Regions from separate parts of the Homo sapiens genome. Here region 1 is linked to region 2. Evidence: chromatin loops called from intact Hi-C (ENCODE). Cell type or tissue: Caco-2. All regions are shown on one strand. Links, peaks and the distances in the headings refer to the core of each region. The heading gives the core; the rest is flanking DNA.

What was found. Hi-C counts contacts between places; a loop is a spot of excess contacts. Peaks named below come from ENCODE experiments on the same cell type or tissue, not always from the same donor. Only the 100,000 strongest peaks of a DNase experiment are listed, where the experiment ranks them.
Region 1: it touches region 2 in a loop (10-fold over the local background); 2 of 110 quality-filtered maps call a loop at or near these places.

Annotation. Positions count from the first base shown.
Region 1 is chr15:53,527,028-53,529,958 of GRCh38, forward strand. The region is part of intron 18 of WDR72 (WD repeat domain 72); the gene reads right to left. All of the region lies in intron 5 of LOC105370826 (a long non-coding RNA gene), which reads left to right. Among named protein-coding and RNA genes, the nearest start is that of WDR72, 230 kb to the right of the region's middle. In Caco-2, for the core only: no CTCF peak of the experiment used is centred there; no DNase peak of the experiment used is centred there.
Region 2 is chr15:53,453,952-53,456,882 of GRCh38, forward strand. The region is part of intron 1 of LOC105370826 (a long non-coding RNA gene); the gene reads left to right. Among named protein-coding and RNA genes, the nearest start is that of WDR72, 300 kb to the right of the region's middle. In Caco-2, for the core only: no CTCF peak of the experiment used is centred there; DNase peaks (open chromatin) are centred at 810 and 1,420.

The DNA of each region.
Region 1 (2,931 bases), core at 167-2,666, 73 kb after region 2:
TTCGTATGGATGTGTTTCACTATGGTGCATTTAACTATTAGTGTAATTCTTCTAGATCCTAAAGAAATGAATTGTTTGGCCAAAGAGAAGATGAAACCAATAGTTTTTAAATCACATTCAAGAACACTGTAAGAGGAAATTCAGGAGATAGTATGAGGAAGACTCTATAGCAGGATTTGTTGTTAAAATTAGAAAAGTGGTAGCAGGGCCATCGGTGATAATACTCCTCCACCTGCTCTGTTCTCTATTTTGGTTTCAGTCATTCTCTAAAAATTCCGTTCTTCCTTTTCTCCTCACTTGCAGAAAGATGGTATTAGCTGTTAAAGGGGGCTAGGCCTAGGCAGCGAACAACTCCCCCCAGAAACATTTCCACATCCCCAGCAAGAGAGTGGCCACTGGAAAAAAGTCTCCATCCACGTCCACAAACAGTGGCTGGATCTTCCAAGCTAGGCAACTGCTGTTGGACAGATGGAGCCCATTGAAAAAACCCTATAATTTACAGTGTGAATAAAATCTGCAGTCCTAAATAACATTTTCAATACAATAACTTATGAATGATTTAAAAATAGATCTCATTCGTCATCTGTATAGGCTTTTTGGAAGTAATGAGGATATTTATAGGAAAATCATTAATTAAAAGATAGAGCAGTTTGAAATATTGGGCAACTGAATAGAATAAACCACTGCAGTACCAGACCAAAGCCAAACAAAAATCTTAATTACACATTAATCAGGGGCACAAAAATAATGTACAGGATGCAGAGGTCAGGAAAGACTAAAAGATAGCTCAGGCCTGTGAAATAAGCAGTGAAAAAGAACTCAAAGATTTGAATTCAAAGTTACTAGCTCAATATGGTAGCCAAGAGTTGAATGCCATCCTGCTTTATAATTCAGATCTCTCTCCAATTTTAAAGAGTCACTATAAAATAAACTAAAAGATAGCATTCTAGAAGTATGGAAGTGAGAAAAGCTACATAAAATTCAGGTAGAAGAAAATATTAATGCAATACTGGCAGATCTCAAAAGACTGCAAGATATTTTAAATCAGAGGGAGGCATAATCTATGAAAAGATGTTAAGTGGTAACACTAAATTTGTAAACAAAGATGATGTCATTTGAACAGACTCCAAATTCAGTTTACAAGTGGCATCTCTCTGGACAGATGTCTTATCAGGAAAACTTATCTGGCTAAAGAGCTGTGTACACATCACCCTTACTTTAAGAGTATCTATTCAGATAATCAAGTGCTAGGACTTCCTGATTATATTTGAATAGCAATAGTTACATATTGCATTAGACTTTAGGCTTACTTTGTCTTCAGTGTGAACTGGAAATTGGGGAAGAATCATGTAGAAATGCCCCCAATTAAATTAGGTATCTAACGCTTCTTTATAACTAATAACTATTTTACAGACAAGTTTAGCAAGATGAGTTAAGGTTAGACTTATGTGTTTTGCCATCTTCCTGCAGTTGTAATCTAATATGGAATATTATTTTGTGGGTAGCATTTTCTAGAATGAATCGCTTTAAAGAGGATCTATTTTTCAACTAATAAAAAATGAATTTTCTGAAATGTTGTGAAGAGTAACTATTATTTTTGTATTATTACCTAGATGTAGAGAATTTAAGTTATTATTTCATTTAAATACACACAGAGAGGATTAAATTATTGACTATTTAGGCTTAGGGGAAAAATCTGTCTATAGCAAACTTCCACAGGTGAGAAGTATGGCTAGACCCCCAGCCAAGTTTGGGGAAGATAAATGAGAAAGAGGTATCAATTGCTTACGGAATCTGTTTAAACATTGCTGTATTCCTCTCAAATTGTTCTGTTATTCAGGACTTTGAGCAATGGGCTGCCTCAGTAAGGCTGATAAGCAAGCAGATACTGCACTTCCAGCCTAATGCAAGGCACAATAAAAACTTTTTAAAAATCAATGATTAATTTCACTTGCAGTTTTAAGGGAAAATCTCAAGGTCTAGTTAGGGTTTACAGCTCAAGCTTAATCAAAAATGTCCAAAAACTTCTTATTAATGCCAAAAGGAAGTCTGCATAAAGAAGGAAACCCTGTCTGACTTATTTTTGGATGGAAAATAATATTCCACACTGTTTAGCCCATATATATATATATATATATTTTTTTTTTTTTTTTTAAAAGAATATAAAAAATTTCATTAAAGAGGTGAACTTATGAGTTCCCAGAGAGGGAATGTGTTGTATTGTTAAAAACAAAAAACAAAACAAAACAAATCCTTAAACAGGTTTCAATCTTACCTCTGCTCCTAATAGTGTAACCTTGGGCATGCCGTTTCACTTCCCTAAACTCAGGTTCTTTCCTTTATAAAATGAGGGAGTTGAAGTACACAGCCTCTTTGATACCTTCCAGCTTTGAGACTCAAATATTCTGCCAGCTAAGAATCCAAGACCAACCAACTACTGAGTATACAATTGAACAGGATACTAAGAGGGTAAATGGCCACTACACTAGTGTTGGAACTAATGAGGACTTCTGAGGCCCTTTCTGAATTAAGGAAGATTGGCATTTTCCTAAAAGAGAAAGTGTTCCTTCTTGGTTTCAGTTTCTCAGCGATAAGGAGGTTCTCAATGATTGCTGAACGAATAGACAAGGTTATGGAGCAGTATGTGTTCCTGTGGACTCATACTCTCCTCAATCCAAAGGGAGAATCAGTATACTCCCAACTCTTTCTATTCCTTTTATATGTAAGGATGGGGTCCATGAAGTCATTTTGTCTTACTCAAACCAGGCATGAAAGCCAACTCAAATCAAATTATCTAAACTCTCAGAATCTGAAACAGATTATAAGGATATAGGATGGAAGGAGTATTACAAAGAGAAAACGTGTAGGTTGGGAAGTAGAAAAGGAGAGTAACAGGGAATGGTACAACTGCATTCCTTCCTCCTGCTACAT
Region 2 (2,931 bases), core at 250-2,749:
CTTGTACTACCTGATCTTTTGCATCTTATTCAATAATTATTGATTACCTACCATAGGCCAGCTTCCTAGGGCACAAACATGACATGACCCCTGCCTCAGGGAGCTCAGAGCCTGGTGCTGCCATGAGAACAAGTTTTCACTTGTAAGAATAATTACTCAAAAACTAAGTTGGACATGCTAGAGATTTCTTGAAGAAATATATGTAGGTGTGTACGTACCAAGTTCAAGGAAAATACAAATGTATTTCCTCAAAAGATGCCTTTGAACTTGAAAGAAAGAGAATGCATCTTTTTAAAAAGTAGAAGTAAGACTAAACAAGGACATATGTAGACTTTTGATATGTGTGTGTGTGCATAACTTTTATTAAATGTATATGAAAATTGAAAGTGAACACTTTTATCAAATATATATGTATATATAAATAAATAAAATAACTAGAGTTTAAGAAACTTTCACAAACCAGACACACTCATGTAACCAGTACATGGATTAAGAAACAAAACATTATGTGTACCTTCCAAATCCCTCCATCACACCTCTTGTAGTCACTGCCTGTTAGGGTAACCAACATCTTGTATTGTATTAGCATAAAATAAATTTATATTTTGTATAAATAGCATCATATAGTATGCAAATTTAAAACTATTTTCCTATCAAATTTCAGAGTATTTTTTGATGCTTTGTTCATTAAACTAAACTAGTGAAGGTTGCTCCACTGTGTAGCATATGCTCGAAGTGAAGGATTCTCAAGCTTGCGTAAAAATCGCTGACTCTTTCTGCACGGGACGATGCCTTTGTACCTGGATGTCCTGATCTTGGAGGTTACACTTCAGAATGTGAACTCATTCATTAGAAAATGCTTTATTTGATTGAAGGCCAGGTACTTGCTTCCCAGCAACACAGCTTAAGTAAATGCCCAACTCAGACAGTCAACATTACTGTCTCAAAAATCTTTCATTCTGACATATTATCACACATTTGTCATTAGGGAACTGCATACTCACATATGTCCATAAATATTTGGTCTTGGTAGACCCAGGTTGACCTGCTTGAGAAACAGCAGGAAAAAAATATCTTATCTCTGTCCTTGGACAACGTACAATTAAATGAAGGGAAAGTTTGAATGTGGCCTCTGAGGGACTTTGTTTCCCTGAAAACAAAATCATTTTGCTCTAGTCAATCAATAACTTTACATGGTAAATGTGAGTCTTAGGCTCGGAAAGAGGTTATCGGCCATAACATTTCTTAACACTTTCATAATGTTATCAGGAATTAAAAAGTAACATTTATCAAATATTTACAAGTTGCGTGGGACAGAGCACTGTGTAAACGTATGAATCTGATAATAGCCAAGCTGCGTTTTAAAACAGATGCAGAAACATCTCAAAAATGTTTGCTTTTCAGTGATGCATTCTCCATCATGTAAAAATTTAACTATTGAGATGCTCTGGTGACACGTGGAATGGGTCACACAAGGAGGAATGTATCTCATGTGAAAGGTCAATATCAACACAGATGAAAGAGATTGCATTAGGCAGGTTATGCCACTCAAGGAAGGACACACATTTTCTAAATGAACGTTGAAAAAAAAAACCTATTATATAATGGAAAATGTGAGACAAATATTATTTACTTCAGTTGATTACATATGAAAAGTGTGTACTAAGGCACACACAAAAGCAATAGTCCCTTTGTCTTGCTGTCAACTCCTTTCTCCTTTTGTTGTCAGTGGTGGCACTTCTCCAGGTTCTAAAGGGGCAGAAATTCATTTATCTTTCTTCCTCCACAGTCCCCTGGGCACTTTGCCTCTGTATAGGGCTTATCCAGTCAAGAGCCCCCATAGCTACCTTCATCATAGTAGATCCTGTATTCTATTAATTAGAGATGGTCAAGAAAAAGAAAGATGAGGAGGAAGAGGGGGAGGGGGAAACATAAAGTGATAGGTGACAATCTTAAAGAAGAAAAAAGAAGAGTATTAGCTGAAAAAGGGAGTTACTCAGCCCTAACAATCTCCACATTTTCCCTTTATCTGATGAATTTAATGGTCCTAACCCTGCAATTTCCACATTTTCCCTTTATCTGGTGAATTAATTAAATGGTCCAAGAGATGGCTGCTGAGTCCTAACCTGGCCTCTGCATGCTGCTATCTTCTCTGTCCCTCCCTTCTGGGCCACATGTGAGGGCCAGGTCTTAGTCAAAATTGGAAAGTGTCTAGTGTGGTCTGAGAGGCTTAGAACAATGGAATGGCACTTTCCAATAAAAAAAAATGTTTTAAAGTAGATTCTGTTGGTAGGGCATTTTTTATTTGTTTCAACAGTTGAAAATGTGTGTGTGTGTGTATATATATATATATATATGCTTGACAAAAATGTTTACTTTCAATTTTCATATACATTTAATAAAGGTTATTGCTAATTTCTTAGCCCTTTAATCTGAGAGCTGTATTTAATTTTACATTGATGTGGATGGCTGCTGCCAATTCAAGGCTGCAAGGGTAATTGGTAATAAGGCCCAGATGCTCTTACAGAAACAGAACAAAAAATATTTCCTCTTAAAACATAATATATACATGTTTTTTATTAACTATGAGAAGAGAAATTGTGGGGTAAACAGACCCAGACCTTAAATATCATAAGACATACAGGTGTATGCTTTTGTTTTTTTAATTTCAGCATTCTGATGTGTGTTAAATATTGCAAGTTGTAAAATGTATTTGTTTATTTTTATTATGACAAGTTAATATAGACTATCATAAGCTTTTAAAATAAGGCTATACAATATAAGTCAGTTACTTTATTAAATTGGAGTGTTAATGGATATTCGCCCTGTATAAATATGGGTGCGAAAAAGGAGAGCCCTATAACTAATTGACTCCCTGCCCCAGGCACCCAAACCTCTTTCTGCAACTCTGGATTTGTCCCTCCAGGATAC